Linked DNA regions of Homo sapiens: all the other regions are linked to region 4. A link is a contact called in ENCODE Hi-C or POLR2A ChIA-PET data. All regions are on one chromosome and are shown on one strand. Each heading gives the region's core, a stretch centred on a gene start or an enhancer-like site at or near the end of the contact. The rest is flanking DNA. Distances are from core to core; before and after follow the strand shown.

The links. Hi-C counts contacts between places; a loop is a spot of excess contacts on that map. ChIA-PET counts read pairs that join two places held with the same protein, here RNA polymerase II (POLR2A). Pooled maps may share reads with other maps.
Region 1: a map of B cell shows a loop between it and region 4 (10-fold over the local background). The contact joins the promoter of SLFN5 here to the promoter of LIG3 in region 4. A Hi-C loop is called at or near these places in 10 of 168 maps with a recorded cell type or tissue (B cell, HCT116, IMR-90 and 7 more), 16 of 37 single-sample maps with no recorded cell type and 23 of 50 pooled maps. POLR2A ChIA-PET finds 5 or more read pairs at or near these places in 2 of 52 experiments (activated CD4-positive, alpha-beta T cell and activated T-cell).
Region 2: a map with no recorded cell type shows a loop between it and region 4 (5-fold over the local background). The contact joins the enhancer-like site here to the promoter of LIG3 in region 4. A Hi-C loop is called at or near these places in 1 of 37 single-sample maps with no recorded cell type and 2 of 50 pooled maps. POLR2A ChIA-PET finds 5 or more read pairs at or near these places in 1 of 52 experiments (OCI-LY7).
Region 3: a pooled map shows a loop between it and region 4 (11-fold over the local background). The contact joins the promoter of SLFN11 here to the promoter of LIG3 in region 4. A Hi-C loop is called at or near these places in 1 of 37 single-sample maps with no recorded cell type and 8 of 50 pooled maps. POLR2A ChIA-PET finds 5 or more read pairs at or near these places in 1 of 52 experiments (activated naive CD4-positive, alpha-beta T cell).

What each region holds. Positions count from the first base shown.
Region 1 is chr17:35,237,947-35,244,321 of GRCh38, reverse strand. SLFN5 (schlafen family member 5) reads right to left here and starts at 1,250. Exons shown (of 5, transcript NM_144975.4): 1 at 1,179-1,250. It overlaps LOC105371932, which reads left to right and starts at 171. Exons shown (of 4, transcript XM_047437262.1): 1 at 171-211; 2 at 1,103-1,400; 3 at 1,497-1,696; 4 at 2,352-4,279. The coding sequence starts at 171. The coding sequence ends at 2,799. RefSeq lists enhancers at 207-835, 809-918, 1,439-1,498.
Region 2 is chr17:35,339,390-35,345,634 of GRCh38, reverse strand. It overlaps the pseudogene LOC101060119. Among named protein-coding and RNA genes, the nearest start is that of SLFN11, 31 kb to the left of the region's middle. Within about 2 kb of position 3,859, at least 3 of the 41 ENCODE cell types and tissues checked have a DNase peak (open chromatin) inside an H3K27ac peak, as active enhancers do.
Region 3 is chr17:35,369,030-35,375,380 of GRCh38, reverse strand. It overlaps SLFN11 (schlafen family member 11), which reads left to right and starts at 1,760. Exons shown (of 7, transcript NM_001376007.1): 1 at 1,760-1,907. It overlaps LOC105371933 (a long non-coding RNA gene), which reads right to left and starts at 2,284. Exons shown (of 2, transcript NR_171638.1): 1 at 2,154-2,284; 2 at 526-1,469. It also overlaps the pseudogene UFM1P2. RefSeq lists enhancers at 833-932, 1,603-1,652, 1,743-1,792.
Region 4 is chr17:34,977,855-34,984,348 of GRCh38, reverse strand. LIG3 (DNA ligase 3) reads right to left here and starts at 3,837. Exons shown (of 20, transcript NM_013975.4): 1 at 3,727-3,837; 2 at 797-1,347. The coding sequence starts at 1,343. RefSeq lists a silencer at 3,383-3,812.

The DNA of each region.
Region 1 (6,375 bases), core at 1-2,500, 260 kb before region 4:
GACAAAGGATCCCCTTCTGGTGCAACCGAGCCCCTCAAGATTTCAGCACCCCAACATTTTTAGTGATGAAACCATGAAAATTCCGATGAGGCCCTTGCTTATTTGCATATGTTAACTACCCACTTTTTGCCCAATATTCCTTTTTCTAGCAATATAATTATAAACTGCTGATGCACCGTTTCTTTGTCAAGCAGGAGGATATAGCTTCAGAGTCAAGAAAAAAATTTTGCAGAAGGAATGAATGCCTTTAAGGGCATTGTGACCAGCTGCTGACGCCCAGAAGTCTGGTGGTTCAAGATGTAATCTGAGACGAAGAAAGACTTTTCCCCGAGGTTCCCTGAAATTCCCCCTCCCTTACTTCCTGGTCTCATAAAAACTCCCCACTACTTCTTTTTGTTAGGGTGGATTTGAGAGATCTTGACCTCTTGCCTTCTCGCTTTGGCCAAATGGAATAAATCTTCCTCTGTCTCCAAGCATCTGTGTGTCAGTGTTTGGCATCAACAGCACATCAGGTTCCTGAGCCTGAATTTGGGCTTCGACAACTCGGGCTCCCGGGACACATGCAAGAGGGAAACGGAATCACACCGCAGTCTCAGCCACTGCGGATATGACCAACTAGGGCTCTAGTTAGTCACTGTATGGGGGATACAGGGCTTTGTGGGCTACCCTAGTAGCCTGCCCCTGTTGTTACAGTTTGAAGACTGACGTTCCAAGCCAGGGGCTTATAGGCAAGCCTCTGGAACAAAGCCTCTTGTAATAGACTGGACATTGGCCCTATTTGTCCCCAGGCCACAACCCATTTAACTTCATCCTCGGGAGCCCCGATTTCGTCGTTTTCCCTTAAGTCCTTCGTGCTCCTGAACCGTGGGGAAATGTTGCCAGGTTTGGTTTGCTAAGATGTAGGCTGCGCTGGGTCGGCGCCTCTCCCTCCTCCCCAGCTCGCCCCGCGTTCCGAACCTCCCAGCTCCCGGGTCCTCTGCCACTAGCTGTCGTTGGAGGTGCTCCTGAGTCAACAAACTAAATCTCCCCAGCGGGAAAGACTCTCTCCCGGCAGCGCCCAGACCTGGGGAGCTGCAGTCGCCGCACCTTGTCTTCACCACAGCCCAATAGGAGAACCCGCGCAGACCGGGGGGAGGTTTGGGGAAGGCCTGGGCAAAGAAGCGCGGGGGATTCATTACCCGCTGGGTTCTCCTCGGCAGCGCGTCTCCCTCCGGGAGCAGGCAACGGAGCCTCCCAAGTCCAGAGCAGAGAACCTGACCCGGCGGGATCCCGGGCTTATATCAGCTGAGTTCCGTGACACCTCCCGGGGCGGGACATCGCGCAGGAGACAGACAGAGGTACAGCCCAATCGCATCGTTACGTGGAGCCGGAAGCCCACTCTTGCAACTACAACAGTCTTGGTAAACCTTGGGTGGACTGGGGAGAACTGAGGAGGGGAAGCGCTTTTTTGTTGCTTCTCTGTGTTTTCTATTTTATTTTATTTATTTTATTTTTAGATTTTCAGTTCTTATTTCACCCAGGGAAGGAGACCTGGGTATCCACCCCATGTCCTCCAGAGAACTTCCCTGGCCCCGCTCGGAGTCTTCCTGGGACGCCACAGGCTCGGAGAGCGCTCCGCAGGTTTCTCCCCCGGCGCCTCCAAATCTTTCGATTCCTACTCGAATTACTCCGTCAGCTGCTGGAAGAGGGGCAAGGGGTATGGCGAGACGCGTTGGTACATGGGGCACTGGGGGGAAGGGAAAGCCTCCCTCCTTCTCCTAGTAATTCGAGAATGTTGCGTCCGCCTCCTTTCTTTTGCTGGCGCTAGGGGCTCGGACCAGCACCTGCCAGGCATAGGTGTGGCCACTGGGGCGAAACCTGGCAGGCTCTGGAAACAGCGTTTTACTGACAGGAAAGAGAAACTGTTCTTTGTATTCATCACCCACCGCAGACTTCCTCACGCCCGGGTCTTAGGCGGGGCTGTCAGATTTCAGTGTGTTTCTCTTAATTCTAGTACTAAATTTGTACTGGGCGCTGGCGAAGGGCCTGGCTCCGCCACGCGCGGCCCTCTCGAACTGCCCGTGGGTACGGCGCGCGCTGCTGCCCTGTGTGGCCTGTGCGGGGAACCCGAGGGCCGAAGTGGGCCCCGCCGCAGCACAGGGGGACAAGAGAACCAGGAGCGGGCTGCCTGGGGGCAGATTCGAACCCGTGCTCCCAGCGGATAGAAGTAGCACTTGGGGACTCCTAAAATATTCAGCCCAATCCTGATTCCAGCTGCCCTCTCTAGGCACCTTTCCTCTACCCTTCTTCCAGTTTACAATTCTGGTGAGTAGATGTTTCTCTATCTCTTCTCTTCCAACTCCTGCGCCCAGAGCCAGGAGGACTTCTGGAGCCCGCCCAGCAAGACCCTCTCTCTCCCATCTTCTGCTCAAGGGCTCGAGGTCTCAGTGGACAGAGCTGAAGAAAAGCCGTCTATGGAGCCTGCGCCAGGCGCAGACTGGGTCGTCGCAGTCTGGGTCGTCGCAGTCTGGGCCGGGGCGCTGGAAGTCTTACTCACTTCTCAAGAACCCGCAAGGGATCAGGCCTGACCCTTTGCAAGTGACAGAATCCAAAGCTTTGAGCTCATGGGAAAGTGGCTGGAAAGAAGGTCACTGTAGGGCCGCACAGGTCTCTGGCGAGGCTACCCAAGAACATTTAAATCCCTGCCCAGAGAAGAAGAGGCTCCAGCTGTCCTGCACCTTCCTGGGAACTGGCAGTCCCTCCGCGCAGGGGTTCTGCAGCGACCGGCAGCGCGAGGAGACAAGGATGGTGGCCAGTTAACAGAAAATCAAGGCAGCGGGAAAGGTCTGGAAAACACCACCTACTATCACCTCTGGAGCCTGGGATTATGGGATAAGTTTTCGATTTTTAAATGTATTGTCAAATAGCTAAAGTACACGGAAAGTGCGAAATAATAGTAAATTGAACACCTGTGTATTCACCACACAGCTTAAGCAATAACATTAGCAATATTTGGGTACCCAGCTGGTCTCATTCCCTCATTCCACTTGTCCCCTACTCACCTGATAGCCAGTACAATTTTATGAATTTAAAGTTACTAATTCCCATGCAACTGTTTATACTTTTAGTAAATGTGTTTATGTCCCTCATCAACACATGACACTGATTCAACACATGTATATGCGTTTAAGCTGCATGTAAATGGCATCATGTTGGCCAGGTGCAGTTACTCACGACTGTAATTCCAGCACTTTGGAAGGCTGAGAGGGAAGACGGCTTGAGGCCCAGAGTTTGAGACCAGCCTGGGCAACATAGCAAGACCCTATCTCTAAAAAAAAAAAATTGTTTGTTTGTTTGTTTGTTTGTTTGAGACGGAGTCTTGCTGTGTCACTCAGGCTGGAGTGCAGTGGCGCAATCTCGGCTTGCTGCAATGTCGGCCTCCGGGGTTCAAGCAATTCTCCTGCCTTGGCCTCCCAAGTAGCTGGGACTACAGGCACATCCCACCACGCCCAGCTGATTTTTGTATTTTTAGTAGAGACAAGGTTTCACCATATTGGCCATGCTGGTCTACGAACTCTTGACCTCATGATCTGCCTGCCTCGGCTTTCCAAAGTGCTGGAATTACAGGTGTGAGCCCCCGCGCCCAGCCAAAAAAATTGTTTTAAATTAGCTGGGTGTGGTGGTGCCTGCCTATGAAGTCCCAGCTACTCAGGAGGCTGAAGTGGGAAGATGGCTTGAGCCCAGGAGTTGAAGGATGCTATGAGCTCTGATTGTGCCACTGCACCCCTGCATGGGCAATAGAGTGAGACCCTGTCTCTTTAAAAAAAAAAAAAAAAGTATCATATTGTATGTGTTCTGTAGAACTTGCTCCCACACTTTAACATTTTGCTTTAAAGATTTGTTCATGTACTTAGATCATTCCTTTTCACTGCTTTATGAGCTGAATCATTTCTGCTCTTCTTTCCATCCATACCCATTGGTCTCCAAAGTATCCAGGCCTCCCCAAAAGTTCCTGCAGGAGACCTCAGTTCCACTGGCTTTCAGGTCATTATTGTTCCAGCACTACTTCTCCATTTCTGGTTCCAGCCCTTCTCTCCCACATTCTCAAGCTTCTAGAGGGTCATAAGAGAGGAAAAACGCCAAATGCCTTTGATAAAATGTTGCCTTTCCAGTGGTATGCATGTTTGTGTGGAGTGGGAGGGAAGTGAGGGCAGATGTGACTTACTCTCAGCATTAATTCAAGTTTAAAAGTAAAATCTTTAGGTTTGCCTTGTCCAGTAAAAAATGCCAAGAGCCATAACTGCTCATTCTCTCTCTCTCTCTCTCTTCTCTCTCTCTCCTCTCTCTCTCTCTCTCATACACACACTTGGTTAATGCAATATTTACGTTGTTTTTGCTTCAACAAACTAAAGAGGAGAAGAGAGTTGGTAGGTTAAAGGGGCAGGTTATTCTTTTTTTTTTTTTTTTTTTTGAGGCAGAATCTCGCTTTGTCACCCAGGCTGGAGAGCAGTGGCTCGATCTTGGCTCGCTGCAAGCTCTACCTCCCAGGTTCATGCCATTCTCCTGCCTCAGCCTCCTGAGTAGCTGGGACTACAGGTGCCCGCCACCACACCCAGCTATTTTTTTTTTTTTTGTATTTTTAGTAGAGACGGGGTTTCACTGTGTTAGCCAGGATGGTCTCAGTCTCCTGACCTCATGTTCCGCCCGCCTCGGCCTCCCAAAGTGCTGGGATTACAGGCGTGAGCCACTGTGCCCGGCCAAAGGGGCATGTTATCTTATTAAGGGCAGGCAGTCTCTCACAGAAAGAATCACTGTATTAGTGTAGGGAGAATCACTGCCTAGGTCAGCCGTGTGTCAATGACCTGTGTCACTGTCCTCAGTCTGCACAGTGAGACTGGAGGCTGCATGCCATGGTCTACAGATCCCTCACTACAGAAAATTTGCTTCAGCATTCTCCGTGAGAGTCACAGGGAGATTGATTATGGGGGTCAATGCTCAATGGCATCATGGCTGGCCAAGCTTTTTGCAGAAACTTTTACTAGGGGACTGAGGATTATAGCAGCAAGCATCTTAGCATAGAGCCTTATCTGTGTTTCCACAGACTATCTTTCAAACCCAAGCTACTTGTTTATAATATTCACTTTTCAGGCAAAAACATATTTTCCACTTTTTTTCTTTTCTTGATAAAAAGTTTAAAAAACAAAATTTGCATAAACACGTATATGATGTTTCTTAGGAACAATGTTTGCCATTTGACAAAGTGTGGTGAAATTTTGTCAGAACAAGTTTACTTGAAGGAGGGATGAGACATCCTTTATCAATGTTCATATGAATCACACACATCAGAGAGAGTGGGAGGGAGAATCTTGGTTCTCTGGCACTCCCAGTACCCACATTGAGATCCGAGAGTGTCCTGATGATTTTCCTGTCTCAGTAAGTAATTAAGCTTTTCCTGAAGGAGCTCAGTTAAGTCCAAGCTTAATTTCAGTCAAGTCCAATGTTTAAGTTGCTTTTTCAGCTACATGAAATGAAAGTGTGACTCAGAATTTTCTCTCTATATCCCCTCAGATCTTTAGCACACTGAGGGTAATTACAGAGTCTCAAAGCATATCCCCACAAGATGCTCTATTTATTACAAAGGAAAAAGACACTAATTTTCCAGAGAATCCTGGAATATATCACCTCAACCAAGTGATCAAAGTTAACATCATTAGTAACAGGACAAATTAAATTGCATGCCACTAAAAGAACAATTTTTATTTCTTATGTATTCCTGACCCAATAAAACAAAACAAAACAGCACAATAGAAAGTAACTATAAGGAAACATTAGAGGGTTCAATGGTGCCCACCTGTAGTCCAAGCTACTTGGGAGTTTGAGGCAGGAGGATTGCTTGAGGCCAGGAGTTCAAGACCAGCCTGGGCAATATAGCAAGACCCTGTCTCAAAGTAAAAAGAAAAGAAAACGTTAAACCCAAACCCAAATGGAAAGACTGTTCTAGATTGAAGAACATTAAAAAGACAAGACAAAGTCACCATGTAATCCTAGGCTGTAGCTCGGACTAGAAAAAAAATTCTTTTTGCTGTAAAGGACACTCTGGCAATTGTGAGAATGCACTTCAAAGACCTCAACTTGGAGCTTAATTCACAAAGCACCCCAGCTGCCTCACTTTGAAATCCATTGCACATTTGTGTGAAGGCCATGCTTCCATGGGCTGCTCCCAGCTGATGACTGAGTATGGCAAGGACAGCAGGGCAGGCCTTCTCCTAGGAGACAAAGGATGCCTCTAATGGCCAACTTTTGCTTGACTTTGAGTAAATATCTGGCATACTTCCACCCAATCTTTTTCCCCTCTCCTCCACACAGGATCAGACTTGCATCATTGTCTGACAGCTC
Region 2 (6,245 bases), core at 2,610-5,109, 360 kb before region 4:
TGCGGAGGGGCGTGGGTTAGGGAGGTGGGTGCGGGCCTAAGCCTCTGAGCGCAGCACCCACCTCAGGAGGAGCCAAAGAAGATGCCTGCAGCAGGAGTCTCGGGTCCTGCGCCGACAGCATTACCCTGGGGAATTGTCTTGGTCTTTGGATTCTGGAGATGCGAGAAACTAGGACGGAGACCACAGCTGCAGGGAAAAGGCGACCAGTGCACAGAGCCTGTGCTCTATTGCTTTATATATTACTATAAAAATAACTGTATTGAGCTATAATCGATATACATGAAATTGCACTTGTTTAAAGTGTACAAAATGATGGATATCGGCCTATGTAGAATCCCTTGAAATCATCACCGCACTTAAGACAATGAGCCTATGGGGAGGGCTGGGTAAGGAGAGTGAGGCAGGAGAGTGAGGCACCTGCTAGTGCAAAATTGAAGGGGGCACCAAAGAAACACCACCTCTCAGTGACCAAGATAAACAATATTTTAAAATCAAAATTAATGCAAACATTTCTGATGAATAAAATATAAAAATGCTAAATGAAGAGAGGATCCAACTTTGCATTTGCCGGGCCCTGTGTCACTCCTCTCATCCTAGTCACACCTGTTGGGATTACAGGCATGAGCCACCATACCCTGCCCATTCTGGGTTTTAAACTGTACTTTATTTATTACTATTCTCTTTTTTTAAAACTGATCAACCACAAGCATACAAAAGTTCTCTGAATGAATGGAACTGTTTCCACACCTGGGTATTAACAGGCAAATTTTGAAGGTCATTCGATTTGGAATTTTCTTTTCTATAGCACTTCTAATCAGTGTGTGTGACACACACCTCAGAGGTAGGAAAGACTGTTTTTAGTAAATTATCTTCTTAATTGTAGAGAATTCCTGAAAATAAAACTGATGAAATTGTAAATTCTGCCTTGATGAGTTTCCAAAGGACAGATTCATGGTGTCCTATTTGAAGAATTAATCCCCTGGAATGTTCCAGCCTTTGTTGGACACTTGATAACAAGATCCACCAAGGGTTAGGGCAAGTGCACTAAGAAAGCCTTCTGCTACTCTCCGTCTCTTATTCTTTAGACCATCCAGTCTTGCTGGCAGAGAGGTCAGTGATTGCTCTGTTGTACCCACAGGGACATGCAACAGTTGTGGAAGGAGTGATTACATTCTCCTCAGATGACAGCACAGTTCTCTTGTTTTCAGCTTGACACCCAAGAAAGGCATCCATCACCTCAACCCTGCAGATGGCAGTTGTATGGCACTCCGTGTCGCAGCTCTACATGCCCACTGTGTTTCACACCTGGAGAGAGAACATTTTTGTTGCCCTTCCAACTTGCAGCCTGTGCTCCCAGAGTGAGAGGACAAGGCACAGGGCTCCTTGCCATCTTCCACGTTAGCATTGGCAGCTGTGCAGAGCCTATAGTGGAGACTGGATTTTTGTTATTTATTCAATAGTGTTGAGACTAAATTCCAAGTAAGACACAATTATTGGACCACATTAAAAAGAAAAACAGAACAAAACAAAAAACCCACTATAGGGATGCCCAGGTAAGAACTGTATGGTTTTGGGGGTAGTGGGGAAGATAGACACACAAAAAAATACCCCAAAACAAAAAACCACAAACTGTATTTCCCATGCTCCAAAGCAGATAGATATGGCTTGTTCCCAAGGCCTGGCCAATGGAATATTGGAAGGTAATGTGTATAATTTTCATATTGTGCTCGTGAAAAGAGTGTGAATTCTTTTCTGCTGGCTGAAATGTTGACAAGATGCCAGAATCTGGTACAGTCATCTTGGAGCAAAAGATGGTGTGATAAATTGAAATATTGTTTGATAAGGTTGATATCCCTACCCAGAAGTAGATCATATTCTGTGCCCCATTGGTCTCAGGCTTGGCAATGTGACTTGTTATGATCAATGAAGTATAAGCAGGCATAACGTGTGTTACTTCCAAGAAGAACTCTTAAGAGTCATTGAGTGTTTCTGCCATGTTCTTTTTCCCTTCTGGTATAAGATAGGCAATGACCCAGATTTGGCTGCTTTGTCTGGGTCCTGGAATGAAAACAATGAAGAGTAGAGCCAAATGGGATCCACAACAGACATATAGTTTAAGAAAGAAATTAACATTTGTTATTTTTAAACAGTCATGGAAACTTTGGGGATAATTTGTTACCACAGCAAAATCTGGCTAGTTCTGATTTGTACAGAAATTGGTGCTTAGAGTGGGATGCTGCATAACAAAATAATTTAAATTGTGGCTTTGGTTCCAGGGCTGAGTGATGGGCAATGAAGAAAATATTATTGGAGGCTGGGAAAATGTCAACCCCTGTTTTGTAGCAGTGAAAGACTGGACAAAACAGTCACCTTTAATAACTTAGAATGAAGATAATGTATTAAATGAGCCTGTGGATTTGAGTGAAGAAGTAAGGAAACAGATGCTAGTAATATAGTTTGATCGCTACTAGGTAGGGTAATACAAAAGGTGGGAGGAAAAATGTGCTTGGAAAAGCACTAAACTCTTTGCAAGCAGGAAGGGAAGAAAATGGTCTACACATTTTTGGACTTTTAGAATAAGAAGTTGCAAATATTTCTCTTCTTCAACTAATAAAAAATCTGAGAATGTCTTTGGGTAACAAAGACAGAAATTCAAACTCAGTCTTTGGCAAAGAGGCAGTTAATAAGTAGCTATTAAACCTATGGTGGAAACCTCTGAATCAACTAAGATGTCAGCCAATAAATCCTTTCAGACAAAATTGCTCAGAGAAAAGAGCTTGAGTGCATTGCTTTCTGATGAAAGCCTGCTAATTCAAGGTAATATAATTAAATCTAAAGAGAGAAGCACATCTCAAAAATACTGAATTGTATTAGCACACAGAGTTAACTGGGACCGTATAGATTTAGAAAAACAACAAGAAGTTTTTGAGAAAGTTAAATTGCCAAGGAGCCATACCTAGATTTTTAAAATCCAGAAAGCAAAAACTGTGATGCTTTCAGACTAAACACAACCCTTGGACTCCAACATTCTTTGGGCAAGCAGTAGGTTGAGAAAGCTGGTTAGTTCTAAAGGAAGGTACAGTCCCCAGTTCCTGCTTTAAATGTGGTTGAAGAAAATAATAGAAAAGGGAAACTTTCCACTTTAAAAGTGGAAGAAGGGCAACAGAGTGAGACTCCATCTCAAAAAAAAAAAAAAAAAAAAGTGGAAAAAGATAATGACACCCTCTTGAGAGTGAAATCAGGAACCATGGGTTCTATTCAAGAGATACTGAATTCTTAGCCAGAGCAATTAGGCAAGAAAAAGAAATAAAAGGCACCCAAATTGGAAAGGACAAAATAAAATTATCTGTGTTTGCAGATGTCATGATATTATATACGGAAAATATTGTGGGATCTGACCAGCAGCCTGCAATCCAACGGGGCTCTTTCTTTGTTCCCAGGTGGATCGGCAGGTCAAGAAATAAAAGACACATGCGAGATAGTGAAAGCTGGGTCCAGGGGGGTCACCGCCTTCTGGTCTTGTGATGCCACGAATGCACTGGATATAGCAGCATTTATTATTAAGTTTAGTGAGGGTGGGGGTAGGTTAGTGAGGGATTTAGGGTCTTTGATTATGAGGTGAGATGGTCACATGGGGATGAAGTAATTCTTTAACATAACATCTGTATGCAGAAGTGCAGAATACAGAGATAAGAATTTACAATACAGTGTGTGTGTCAGTGATTTTTAACAGAGCCTTAAAACAGAAACACAGTCTATCCATAACCTATGTTTAGCAAGATATTAATCAGCAGTAACAGTTGCAGCAAAAGCTGGTTGCAAACAATTGATGGAAACAGGATGTGAAACTAGACAACCGGTGAGACCACAAATTCTCAGAAGGGAGTATGCCTTAACCCTAAAGAGACCTAGAAGAGCCATGGCAAGATAAGGGCATTTAAAACCCTATTTTATACATATGAATGGCCGCCCCTCATGCGTCCATTTATAGGCTCTCCACAAGGGTCGCATTCCATTCCCAGAGCTGTGAACATCTGCTTTTCTGGGATAAGAATATTGGTGATGTGAAACCTCCCTGACTGCACATCCGTTTATAGGCTCTCTGCAGGAGGAAGCACATCATGTGCTGTTGGCTCATTCAGGCAGCCCAACCTTGCATTGTCTTTACACAATCCTGCATGCAATTTTGTATTTATAATAATCAGGAGCATTTCATCTTTTATTCTGTAGCAATAGTTTCAGGGGGTCTCCCTACAAGAAAACCCTAAAAACTCCACAGGAACTGTTAGAACTAATTAACACATTTGGTAAAGTTACAAGGTACAAAACTAGAAATGCAAAAATCAGCAGTGTTTCTGTCCGATAACAACTATGCAAAATAGAAATCAGCCAGGCGTGGTGGCTCACACCTATAATCCCAGCACTTTGGGAGGCTGTGGAGGGTGGATCACTTGAGGTCAGGAGTTTGAGACCAGCCTAGCCAACATGGTAAAATGCTGTCTGTACTAAAAATACAAAAATTTGCTGGGCATGGTGGTGGACACCTGTAATCCCACCTACTCGGGAGGTTGAGGTGGGAGAATCACTTGAACCCAAGAGGTGGAAGTTGCAGTGAGTCAAGATCAAGCCACTGCACTCCAGCTTGGGTAACAAAATGAGACTCTGTCTCAAAAAAACAAAACAAAAAAAAAAAACACAAAAAAAAAAAGGAAAGAAAAGAAATCAAGAAAACAATCCCATTTACAATAGCTACAAAAAAAATACTTAGCAATAAGTTGAACAAAGGGAGTGAAAGATCTGCACATTAAAAATTATAAAACATTGATGAAAGAAATTGAAGACGACACTAATAAATGAAATGATATCCCATGTTCATGGATTGGAAGAATTAATATTGTTGAAATGTTTATTCTACCCAAAGTGAACTACAGGTTCACTACAATTTCTATCAAAATTCCAAGGACATTTTCCACAGAAATAGAAAAACAGTCTTAAAATTTCTATGGAACCACAAAAGATCCCAAATAGCCTAAGCAATCTTGAGTAAGAAGAACAAAGCAGGAGACTTTACACTACCTGATTTCAAAATGTAGCACAAAGCTATAGTAATCAAAACAGCATCGTACTGGCATAAAGAGAGTCATATAGACCAATGAAACAGAATAGAGATCCCAGAGATAAATATATACGTTCATAGGCCAAGCAACCTTGAGAAAGTTACCTTGAACATACATGGTGAAAGGATACTCTTTCCAATAAATAGTGTTGGGAAAACTGGATATCCAATGCAGAAGAATGAAATTGGGTCCTTATCTCATACCACATAAAAATAAACCCGAAATTGATTAAGGACTTACATGTAAAAGCTGAAACTATAAAACCACTGGCAGAAAACCCAAAGGGTGATTTATTGATGTTGGTCTTGGCAATGAATGTTTGGAATATGACCCCAAAAGTACAGGCAACAAAAGCAAAAAAAGACAAATGAATGACATAAAACAAAAAGCTTTTGCACAGCAAAGGAAATTATCAAAGGAATGGAGACAACCTACAGAAGGAGAGAAAATATTTGCAAACCATACATCTAATAAGGGGTTAGTATCTAAAATATAAAAAGAACTCAAACAATTCAATAGCAAGGAAACAAATAATTTAATTTAAAAATGAGCAAAGTATCTGAGTAGACATTTCTCAAAAGAAGACATTTCAATGGCCAATAGGTATATGAAAAAGTGTTCAATATTACTAATAATGAAGGAAATATTAATTAAAAGTACAAAGAGGTATCATCTCATCTCATACTCATGCAGCTATTACTAAAAAGACAAAAGATAAGTGTTGGCAAGGATGTGGAGAAAAGGGAGTATCTGCACACTGTTGGTGGGAACTTAAATTAGTGCAGCCATTAGAGAAAACAATATGGCAGTTCCTCAAAAAATTAAAAATATGCCAGGCTAAGTGATTCACACCTGTAATCCCAGCACTTTCGGAAGCTAAGGCAGGGAGACCACTTGAAGCCAGGAATCTGAGACCAGCCTGGGCAACACAACAAGACCTTATCTCTACAAAACATTTTTAAAAATTACCTGGGCATGGTGGCATGAGCCTGTGTTCCCAGCTGCTCTGTAGGCTGAGGCGGGAGGATCACTTGGGCTCACGAGGTTGAGGCTGCAGTGATCTAGGATGCCACCACTGCACTCTAGCCTGGGCAACAGAGTGAAATCTAATTTCTAAAAAAAATTAAA
Region 3 (6,351 bases), core at 511-3,010, 390 kb before region 4:
TATTAAACAATTAGACATTTTGTTATTAAATAAATGTGATCTGTAATTTCTTTGTGCAGAATGATTTGAAGTATTGTATTTAGTTTACATGCATTGTGGGTTCATAATTAATATCCAATGAAAATACATTTTGTTATATTGTAAAAAAAGAATAATTTTAACAGTAAAAAAGAGATTTTTTATATTTATCTGCATATTTACTATCTTCTGTGCTCTTCATTCTTTTTTGTAGATCTGAGTTTCATTCAGGTATCATTTTCCTTCCAGCTAAAGAACTTCCTTTAATATTTTTTCATAAGAAAGATCGGCTGGTGACAAATTCCCTCAGATTTTCAGATTTCCTTTTTTTTTTTTTTTGTCTGAAGTCATTACTTTGCCTCCATTTAGGTAGGCCTTTTTTGTGGTTGTTATAGGATTCTAGGTTGACAATCTTTTAGCACGTTATAGATGCATGGTTCTGGATTTGGTACAGGTTTGCACAGACTCTCTGTAAACATGTTAAAGAAAAATGGAGAAGCTGCAACATGAGAATACGAAGATTTACTGAAATGAAAAGGTGGTCATTGAAAGAAAGTGGGTTATGAAACAGCATGAACATTATGACCTCATTTTAACAAACGTGCGTAACATACACATAAGTGTAATATGTATGTACATGTATCCATACACACATTGTATATGTATAATGAAATCCGTTTTATTTTCTTACTTTCGCTTTCACTGGAGCCTGTATTAATCAGTGCGGCATTAACCGCTGCTCCCACCCTCGGGCCACTCCGCATCAGTGAGAAGTGGGCCTCCGACAGAGCCGCCCGGGCCTAGGGTTCCGCAAGGCTGGCAGCACGGAGCCCGGCCAAGGGCGAGCGCTCCGCCAAGGATGGGGAGTTGGCCAAAGACAGGAGGATTACAAAATCCAAACACTCGGACAGAATCCTGGCGGGTGCTAAAGACTGCAGCGGGGCAGAAAAGCAGAACGCTGGCAGGTTTTTTTCATATCACTAGCAGCGTGACGGTTACCGGGGTTGACCAAGCACAGCGCACCGGCCGCCGTTAAATCCCACTCTGGCTCGGGGTCTGCGGAGCCTGCCTCAGCCGCAGGCTCCATAAACCCAGCCAGGAACCAAGCGCGGCCCAATCTGCACATCTGCCGCATTTTGGCAAGGGGTCCGGGGTCTGGAACAGAAGCGGAGGCCCAAATTCTTGCCTCGGTCTCCAAGACCCACTTTCTGGGGCGATGGAGAGAGAAGCCCAGCTTGGGATCTGGGCAAGTCGAGCGGGTTGGAAGGGGAAAGCTCTGGCGAGAGCTCAGCTGGACTCTCCGAGGGGTATCTGGAAGGTGGGACCGCAGGCACCGGGAGAGAAGAGGGTGCGAGGAAGGAAACGGCCACCCCGTTGGGAGCGCAGGAGCCGACAGCTGCTTGGGCCTGGGAAGTTCTTCTCTTTCTTCATAATCTTTATTCTTTGTTTTGCTGTAATCCAGATAGATGAATAGATAGATGATAGGGAGGGAGAGATGGATGGAGGGAGCGAGGAGACGGAGGAAGGGTGGGAAGAAGGGGGAGGAAAAAATCCCCAAATTCCCGGAAACTAAGAACTACGTGGCAACAGTCAGAAGGGTGGGAGCTTCTAGGCAATTTAACGCGGCAGAGTTCGCGGGCTTAGCAGACCCGCCCATTGGCTCTTGCATCTCCTGCGTGGGATGTGCGTGGGATGGCGCCAACCCGCTAGTATATAAGGACTCGACCTGGGCGCCTCCAGGGAAACGCTAAGGGGGCTTCGGAAGCGCTGGAGCTTGAGAGGTCAGAGAGGGTCCTTGCCCCCAGCCTGGGACTCCGGAGTTGCGTTTCTACCCGTGCTTCAGGGTCTAGCCCAGCCGAATCCGCGTCGGGCTGTAACTCGAGTGCCAGGTTCGAGAAGGGAGCAGCACCCTTCCCACCCCACCCCAGCCAGGGTGTGGGGTGTGGGGAGGGGCTGGAGGGGTGCGGAGGGGCTGGGGGTGGAGTGGAGTGGGGGTATCTGTGCTTTTCTCCCCTGTCCGGGGGCCCAGCTAGTTTGCTCAGCAGGTTCCCTAAAAAGCGGACTATGGAGGACTGGCGGGCGGGGCGGGGGTGGGTAATGGGGGTAGAAGGCATTAGGGGCGGGGCGGGCCTGACCTGTGCACCTGCTCCCGCTGGAAGTTGGAAGAGCCCCTGGCCAGCCAGCCGCGGTTTCTGCGGGGCGCGGAGCAGGAACCGAAGCCTAGAAGGCCACTGAGTGCACCTTGGTGGCTCCCAGGGCTGCAGATCTCAGGTTTCAGAGTTATTGGTATTTTAAACTTGAGAAACTAGTTCTACAGCTGTCTATGTGACCGACCAACCACTCTAAACTATTTTCCTTAATATAGAAACTAAAAGGCAGAATTAGAATTGCCATTGCCCTGCGGGGAGATTTATAATCTAGAGGGGGGAGAAATGAGAAAAATGTCTCCCTCTGGACAAGATCTGTAGAATACACGTGCTACCCCAGAAGGACAAAGAGCTCTAAGTTTTAGTTTTCCAAGAGGGCACATCTGTCGCAGCCCATTTCCCTTTCTTTTCTTTTTTTTTAAATTAATTTTTAATTTCTGTGGGTACATAGTAGATGTATATGTTTATGGGTTACATGAGATATTTTAAGACAGGCATGTAATGTTTAATAATCACATCACGGTAAATGGGGGTATCCATCGCCTCAAGCATTTATCCTTTGTGTTACCAACAATCCAATTATGCTCATTAGTTTTTATTTTATTTTATTTTATTTTTGTAGGTACATAGTGGATGTGTATATTTATGGGGTACATGAGATGTTTTGATACAGACATGCAATGTGAAATAAGCACACCATGGAGAATGGGGTATTCATCCCCTCAAGCATTTACCCTTTGAGTTGCAAACAATCCAGTTACATTCTTTAAGTTATTTAAAAACGTACAATTGTTATCATTGACTATAATAACTGTTGTGTTATCAAATAGTAGGTCTTATTCATTCTAATTTTTTTGTACCCATTAACTCTCCCCACCTCACCCCTTCCCTCCTACCACCCTTCCTCAGGTAGTCATCCTTCTGCTCTTAGAATACAATTGTTTTGATTTTTAGATGCCACAAATAAGTGAGAACATGTGATGTTTGTCTTTCTCTGCCTGGCTTATTTCATTTAACGTAATGATTTCAAGTTCCATTCGTGTTGTTGCAAGTGATTGGATCTCATTCTTTTCTATGGCTGAATAGTACTCCATTGTGTATATGCACATCATTTTCTTTATCCATTCATCTGCTGATGGACGCTTAGAGTGCTTCCAAATCTTAGCTATTTTAAACAGTGCTGCAGGAAACATAGGAGTGCAGATGTCTCTTGGATATACTGATTTCCTTTCTTTTGGGTCAATACTTAGGAGTAGAATTGCTGAATTGTGTGGTAGCTTTATTTTTAGTTTTCTGAGGAACTTCCAAACTGTTCTCCATAATAGTTGTACTAATTTACATTCCCACCAACACTGTTTGAGGGTTCCCTTTTCTTCACATCCTTGCCAGCGTTTGTTATTGCCCGTCTTTTGGATAAAAGCCATTTTAACTTGGATGAGATGGTATCTCATTGTAGTTTGGATTTGCATTTTTCTGATGATCAGTGATGTTGAGCACCTTTTCACATGCCTATTTGCCATTTGTCTTCTTTTGAGAAATGACTATTCAAATCTTTTGCCCATTTTTCAATAGGATTATTAGATTTTTTTCCCTATAGAGTTGTTGGAGCTCCTGATATGTTCTGGTTATTACTCCCTTGTTGGATGGTTAATTTGCAAATATTTCCTCCCATTTTGTGGGTTGTCTTTTCACTTTGTTGATTGCGTTCTTTGCTGTGCAGAAGCTTTTTAACTTGATGTGATCCCATTTGTCCATTTTTGCTTTAGTTGCCTGTGCTTGTGGGGTATTGCTCAATGAATTTTTGCTCAGATCAATGTCCTGGAGATCTTACCCAATGTTTACTTGTAGTAGTTTCACAGTGTGAAGTCTTAGATTTGAGTCTTTAACCCATTTTCGTTTGATTTTTATATGTGACAAGAGTTAGGAGTCTAGTTTCATTGTTCTGCGGATAGATATCCAGTTTTCCCAGTGCCATTTATTGAAGAGAATGTCTTTTCCCTAGTGTATGTTCTTGGCATCTTTGTGAAAAATGAGTTCACTTTAGGTGTGTGTATTTGTGTCTGGGTTCTCTATTCTGTTCCATTGGTCTATGTGTCTGTTTTTAATGTCAGTATCATGCTATTTTGGTTCCTGTAGCTCTGTAGTATAATTTGAGGTCAGGTAATGTGATTCCTCCAGTTTTGTTCTTTTTGCTTCCGATAACTTTGGCTATTATAGGTCTTTTGTGGTTCTATATAAATTTTAGGATTGTTTTTTCTATTTCTGTGAAGAATGTCATTGATATTTTAATAGAGATTGCAGTGAATCTGTAGATTGCTTTGGGAAGTATGGATATTTTAACAATATTGATTCTTCCAATCCATGAACATGGGTATATTTCCCCTTTCCATATTTTGGCTCTTCAATTTCTTTCATCATGATTTTATAGTTTTTATTGTAGAGATCTTTCATTTATTTGGTTAATTCCTAGGTATTTAATTTTATTTGTGGCTATTGTAAGTGGGATTACTTTATATCTTTTTCAGATTGTTCACTATTGGTATATAGAGATGCTACTGATTTTTGTATGTTTATTTTGTATCCTGCAACTTTACTGAATTTGTTTATCAGTTCTAATAGTTATCTGGTATAGTCTTTAGGTTTTTTTCAAATGTAAGATCATATCACCTGCAAACAAGGACAATTTGACTTCTTCCTTTCCAATTTAGATGCCCTTTATTTCTTTCTCTTGTCTAATTGCTCTAGCTAGGATTTCTATGTTGAATAACAATGGTGAAAGTGAGGATCCTTATAGTGTTCCAGATCTTAGAGGAAAGGCTTTCAGTGTTTCCCTACTCAGTATGCTACTAGCTGTAGGTCTGTCATACATGGATTTTATTATGTTGTGGTATGTTCCTTCTATACCCAGTTTTTTGAGGAGTTTTCCATGAAGGGATAATGAGTTTTATTAAGTGCTTTCTCAGCATCAGTTGAAATGATCATATGGCATTTGTCCTTCATTCTGTTGATATGATGTATCACATTGACTGATTTGCATACGTTGAACCATCCTTGCATCCCTGAAATAAATAGCACTTAGTCATGATAAATGATCTTTTTAATGTATTGTTGAATTAAGTTTGCTAGTATTTTGCTGAGATACTGGTCCATAATTTTTTTTCTTTGATGTGTCTTTGGTTTTGGTATCAGTAATACTGGCCTTATAGAATGAGTTTGTAAGTATTCCCTCCTTCTCTAATTTTTGAATAGTTTGGGTAAGATTGATATTAGTTCTTCTTTAACTGTTTGGTAGAATTCAGTGGTGAAGCCATCGGGTCCCAGACTTTTCTTTGCTGGAGACTTTTTATTATGGCTTTGTTCTCATTACTTCTTATTGGTTTGTGCGGGTTTTGGGTTTCTTCATGGTTCAATCTTGGTAGGTTGTATGTGTCTAAGAATTTATTTCCTCTAGATTTTCCAATTTATTGGCATACAGTTGCTCATAGTAGCCACTAATGATCCTTTGAATTTCTGCAGTATCAGTTGTATTGTCTCCTTTTTCATCTCTGATTTCATTTATTTGGGTATTCTCCTTTTTTTCTCAGGTAGCCTGGTAAAGGTTTGTCAATTTTGTTTATCTTTTCAAACAATCAACAGGTGGTGAAGCCAGCCAAGCTGTGTTCTTTTCTTCAGAGTGGCAAGTTCCCCCAGGCCCTAGGTGGGTTCACAGATGCTATCCAGGAGCCAGGGACTGGAGTAAGAAAACCTTAGAAGTCTACCTGGTGTTCCATTCTACTGGGACTGAGCTGGCCCTCAAATCATGAGACACAGTCCTTCCCATTCTTCCCTCCTTTTTCCACAGGCAGAGGAGATGACCCTGTGGCCAACACAACCACGGGTTCACAGGGAGTACTGTTAGCTATTGCTGATATTCACTTAAAGCCCAAGGGCTCTTTAGTCAACTGGTGGTGAATGCTACCAGGTCTGGGACTCACTCTTCAGGACAGTGGACTCCCCTCTGGCCCAGGTTGGGTCCAGAAATGCTGTCCAAGGGCCTACTTGTTGCTCTACCCCTGTGGCTAAGCTGGTACCTACGGTGCAAGACAAAGTCCCCTTTACTTTTCCCTCTGCTTTTCTCAAGCAGAAAGAGTCTCTGCCTGTATGCACCACAGCTGGGGTTGTGCTGAGTCTCACCTGAAGCCAGCAG
Region 4 (6,494 bases), core at 2,588-5,087:
GAAAAAAAGTAAAAGAGGATAGTAATCAGTACTCTATTCTTCCAAAATATCAATGTCATAAAAGAGAGACTATGGAAATATTTCAGATTAAAGGAGGCCAAAGAAACATGACAACTAAATGCAACACCTGATATGATCCTAGACTGGGATCCTATACTGCAGGAAAAGGCTACTGAAGGTATGACTCAATCCATTGACAAAATAGTATACAGATGGTAGATTTAAGTATTACATCAAGGACAAATTTTCTGAAGATGATAGCTATATTATAGTCGCATAAGGGTCATATATCCTATTCTTAAGGTATATACACTGAAGAATTTTAAAGGGCCATGATGTATGCAACTTATTCTCAAATGGTTTAAAGTGAGTGCACGCACACGTGTGTATGTATGTAGAGAGAGACAGCACATGAACAAATATGATAAAGCAAATAGAGTAAAATGTTAATAGGTAAATATGGGTAAAAGGAATATGAATGTTCTTTGTACTATTTTTAATCTTCCAACACTTCAGTGAGTTTAAAATTATTTCCAAATAAAACGTTAAAGGCTGGGCATGGTGGCATGCGCCTGTAATCCCAACTACTTGGGAGGCTGAGTCAGGATGACCTGAGTCCAGCAGTGCAAAGCTGCAGTGAGCTACGAATGCAACATTAAACACTGGCCTAGGCAACAGAGTGAGACCCCATCTCTAAAAGAGCAAAGTTAAAAAAAAGAGAAAGAAAGCAGTTGAACTCCTTATCCCTTTTTCTCTCAGCACCAGTAAGATGAGAAAGCAGTGTTCTCTACCTTACCTGCAATGTGCTGGGTTATCTGTTCCTTCTCATTATCTTCCAGCTCTTCCCAGCCTTCCAGCTCTGTGAGGTCCTCGATTTTTTTTGTGGTGGCCCGGGCCCGCTCTAGTTTCTCAAACATGCATTTAATGTGGTACCACTCTTTCATATCACCCCCAGACTCTGAGAAGGGATTGGGCACCACTTTGCCAATTCGGCATACGCCCTTCACAATCTTTTCCTTGCATTTTTTGCAGCCAGCTGTGCCACGCTTGGCATAGTCCACACAGAACCGTTGCTCAGCCATCTCACAGGGGCCACTGCAGAGTCCCACATGCAACCCTGGCAAGAAAACAAGGTAGGTGGCACGTGATCTTAGATGGCTTCCCTGGAATGATAGAACAGGCTTTCTTCTCAGGAAGAGGGGATGTCCATGAAGCAGATCTGTTTCTGACCACTGGCTGAATTGTCTTACATCACGCCAGTGATGTTTTCGGAATAGGCACAGTTCTTTTCGGCTGAGTGCACGGAGGGTTTGTGGAAAGAAGATCTTGAAAGCCAAAGACATATAGCTGTACGAAAGAGTAGGAGGCCAAAAAAAAAAAAAAAAGATATAAACAAGGAGATAGGCTTCCAATTTTCCAAAGGCCAGCGTCTTATATAGTCCATGATGACTAATCAAACACTTTCCAAAGTATTACATTCATAGTCTACTCTACAGCATGAAAGAGTTCTGATACAGGAAAAGCCAGCTCGCAGCAGGATGTTCAATTATCTAATGCACACATGTACATCTAGTACATCACAATGAAGAAAATCCAAATAACATAAAAGCTCTTTTTAGGCCATCAGCAACATATGATACTCATAATGGATGATGACCTTTAAGTATTACAAGATCCTGAACTTTCTTTTTTTTTTTTTTTGAGGCGGAGTTTCACTTTAATTGCCCAGGCTGGAGTACATTGGCGCGATCTTGGCTCACCGCAACCTCCTCCTCTCGGGTTCAAGCGATTCTCCTGCCTCAGCCTCCCTAGTAGCTGGGATTACAGGCATGCGCCACCACGCCCGGCTAACTTTTTTGTATTTTTAATGGAGACGGGGTTTCTTCTTGTTGGTCAGGCTAGTCTCCAACTCCCGACCTCAGGTGATTCGCCCGCCTCGGCCTCCCAAAGTGCTGGGATTACAGACATGAGCCACCGTGCCTGGCCCTGAAGTTTCGTTTTAATCACCAGTAAAAATTACATTATGTTCATGAAGTTTTTATTGTGAAGTTTAACACATATGCCATCCTCAGAAATCAAGCCACTATATAGATTTGGAATTGAGTTAGAATCCCTATATTGAGAGACAACTAAGCAGAGCCTGGAATCAGACTGCCTGAGTTCAAATCCTAACTCAGCCACTTACCAGCTGTATAACCTTGATGGGTTTCTTACCTCTGTTCCTGAGCTTCCTTATCTGTAAAATGTGGCTAATTATGGGGCCTAACTTAAAGAGCTGTTCTAAGAGTAAAACCCTTAAAACAGTTGGGCACACAGCAAGAGCTCTCATTAACGTCAGCTCCTATTATGATCGGTGACGTCGTTATCTTTCAAGAAGAGGCTTCCGATGTGCAATTAACCTGTTTATCATTCAGCAACTTGAATCAGAGAATGCTGAAGTCACTGGGCAGCAAGACTCACAGGAACTCATAAATCAATCCAAATGGAAAAAGATTATATCAGCATCTTCTTATATTCATGTTTTCTAAAGCATTTTATAGTCCTAGTTTTAAGTATACTGGAATTATGTTCAGTCTGCACACGCTGTGAAGCAAAATTGCTGTCACGTTATAATAAAAAGCAGGCTTTGCTTACTGTAGTGCAACATGATGTGAAGGAAAGCTGGTGGACCTGGAATAAGGGATGGGAGTGCAAGTCTGACTGTACAGTTTACTGACTGTTACCTCGGAGAAAACTCTTAATTTATCTGCATCTGTTTTCTTATTTCTAAAGCAGGGTAAATAATACCTACCTCACAGGGTAGTTGGGAAAATTACAAGGAATCCATGAATGCGCTGGTTGTGGGGGAGGGAGGCTGTTCTGAGCTCTCTAAAAATGTATACAAAATGTACATTCGATAAAAATGCACGGTTTTTTGGAGGAGGTCTATCACTTTCGTGATATTCACAAAGGGCTATATAACTCCCAAAGTTTAAGAACCACAGAGGTGAGGTAAGTGGAAGTACGGCAGACCCATAAAAGGAGGTCAGAACAAGTGAGTTTCAACACTTTTCCTAGAAGATCAATTTACAGAGCAACCTCTAGGGCCCCAATAATGAAAGGAGTGGACTTGAGGGAGGCTCGGGAGGCGCTGGGCCACGAGGAGGCACAATGCAGCTTTGAGGAAACCCGTCTGTCCCTCGTTCCGCACCCTCACAACTGCCGCAGCCCAGGGGCCCGAGAAGGAAATCGCTGAGGCCTGGCCGCCGCCGCTTTTCTCGAAGGGCTTCCCGCGCCGCTGTCGGAGAGTGGCGGGGACAGTGGGGTCGGCGGCGTAGGCCGCGACCCCCGGCGAGGCAGAAAGGAGCGCTCCTCCACCGGGTCCGGGACGCAGGCGGGAAGTGATCAAGGCTCCCTGAGTCCCACCCGAGCGCTCCCGGTTCAGCGCAGGAGGACGCACGCCGGGCCAGGGTACGAGAAGGCCCCGTGGGTTCCACAGGGAACACAGCCCGGGCGCCGGCCTCCCCGCCTCACGCGGCCCCGTGGGGGTCCCGGGGAGCCGCGAGCCTCCCCCTGGGCTCCCGGGAGGGCCGCCACGTCACGGAGGGTGTGCCCCGGGGCTCCGCAGGCGGGCGGGGGAGGAGCCGGGGGGCTGGCTCCCCGGCCGCGCCGAGCTCCTCGCCCCGGGCCCGCTGCCTTCCCCACGCCGGGCCCCGCCGCGCCGTGCCGCGCCGCGTAGCCCCTCACCTGCCTCTCCGGCTCCGGCGCTCACCGTAGGCCTCGGAACTTGCTCATTACAGGCCGCGGGCAGCCCACGACGGTTGGAGCGCCTGTCTCTTTAAATCCGGGTCCTAGAGCGGGAGGCAGCGCGCAGGCGCAAGAGCCAAGGCCGCGGCCACGCGACCGGTCCCCGCCCCCGTCTGCCACGTGGGTCGTAGTTGCATTCTGCCTGCCCTGTGATGTTTGGGAGTAGTTTTCAACCTGCAATCGCGGCCCGGGAAGCGGAGGTGGGGGGACGTGGCGGCTCCTCGGAACGCAGCCTGGCCTGAACTTCCGAGGCTCCCCTTGATTTTCTCATACTGTTAGAGAGGATCTGTTTTTAAAGATATTGGTGGAGAAACTATATTGTAATGAGGTCGGGGAAGGCAAAGATCGCGTCAATCTATTTTTTAAATATAATCCCTCTGTTTGTGTCCCGCAGACTCCCTAGTAAATAGTTTGTATTCAGTAGCTTTCATGGAATTGAGACGAGGCACTAAACAGCAGATAGATATAAAATGTAAAGGAGTGATGGAGGAGAAACTCCTTGATTGTATATCATTCAAAGTGTATTATCTCAAATCTGAAGCCAGCTCTTTGAGAGTTGGGATGGCGATTTTTACAAATGTAGCAGCCTGAGGGTAAGTGACCTCTTCAGAGTCTAGGAAGAGCAAACAACTGGGCCTTGTTAGGTAAGCAAAGAACAGGTTCCCGAGAGAATTCTGTGCTGTGTGATGAAGAGTGTCGTCTTTACTCTGTAGAGGACGGAGAGCCATGAAGAGTCTTAGGGAATACTGCTGAAGCTGGGTGGGGAGAGACTGAGGCAAGGGAACAAATCAGAAGGCTCTCATAGTGACCCATGTGGGAGATGATTCAGCTAGTTAGGGTGGAGAGTAAAGTGCGTTTTTGAAGATCATTTAGAATTTAAATGATCTTCTAGATAAAGTGCTCGTTTATGGATAAAATAATAATAATTTGAGTGAGCAGAAACATAATGGTACCATCAACTGAAATAGAAAATAGAGAGGAAGAGGAGGTGTTAGGGTTAGAAAGATGAGTTTTGTATTGGATACATTAAGTTTGTTTGACTAAGTTTAACTGCGATTCTACTGTTTGGAGGGGAGTAAAGCCTGCTTTTAATGCGCAGCAGAATGAACCAGGGCTTTGGTTCAACCAGGCAATTGGAAGGTCGCTGGAGACTCACGTCCTAGCTATGATAATTGAGTGATCTTGAGCACGTCTCTACAACTACATTTGCTACATTTTTTTAAGTTTCCTCAACCGTATCTGTCTTTTTCCAATGCTGTAATCACTAGCCACACGTGACTATTGAGCACTTGAATGTTGCATGGAATTGAGATGTGCTATAAGTGAAGAAAATACACACCAAAAAATTCATACTAAAAAAAGTAAAATATCTCATTAATAATATGTACCACATAATGACATTTAGGCCAACAATGGACCAAATATATGAGGGTGGTCCCATAAGATTATAATGGAGCTGAAAAATCCCTATCATATAGTGACAGCACATTACTCATGTGTTTGTGGAGATGCTGGTGGAAACGAACCTACTCCATTGCCAGTTGTATAAAAGCATAGCACACACTATTATGTACAGTATATAAAACTTTATAATGATAATAAAGGACGATGTTGCTGGTTTATATATTTAGTATACTATACCTTTTATTGTCATTAAATTAAATTAATTAATTTAGTTATTTTTGAGACAGAGTCTCGCTGTGTCGCCCAGGCTGGAGTGCAGTGCCACGATCTTGGCTCACTGCAACCTCTGCCTCCCAGGTTCAAGTGATTCTCCTGCCTCAGCCTCCCAAGTAGCTGGGATTACAGGCCCTTGCCACCACAATGGGCTAATAATTTTTTTTTTTTTTTTTTGCGACAGAGTTTTGTTCTTGTCGCCCAGGCTGGAGTGCAGTGGCAGGATTTTGGCTCACTGCAACCTCTGCCTCCTAGGTTCAAGCAATTCTCCTCCCTCAGCCTCCTGAGTAGCTGGAATTACAGGCACCCGCCACCACGCCTGGCTAATTTTTGTATTTTTAGTAGAGACGGGGTTTCACGATGTTGGCCAGGCTGGTCTCAAACTCTTGACCTCAAGTGATCCGCCTGCCTCGGCCTCCCAAAGTGCTGAGATGACAGGCATGAAACACTATGCCCAGCCTTATTGTTATTTTAGAGTATACTACTACTTATTGAAAAAAAAAAAGCTAACTGTAAAACAGCATCAGGTAGGTCCTTTAGGAGGTATTCCAGAAGAAGGCATTGTTATCAGAGGAGATGACAGCTCCACGTGTGACATTGCCCCTGAAGGCCTTCCAGTAGGACAAGATGTAGAGGTGGAGGATGGTGATATTGATGATCCTGACCCTCTGTAGGCTTACTAGGCTAATGTGTGTGTTTCTGTCTTGTTAACAAAAAAGTTTTAAAAGTAAAAGGAATTTTTTTTAATAGGAAAAAGCTTATAGAATAAGGATATAAAGCAAAAATATTGGCTGGGCACAGTGGCTCACATCTCTAATCCTAGCACTTTGGGAGGCTGAGGCAGAAGGAGTTCAAAACCAGCCTAGGCAACATATTTATAAGAAATAAAAATATTTATTTAAAAAAAGAAAAATATTTTTATACAACTGTGCTGTTTATGTGTGTGGTTTTATTAATTTATTTTTTTGAGATGGAGTTTCGCTCTTGTCACCCAGGCTGGAGTGCAATGGCACAATCTCAGTCCACTGCAT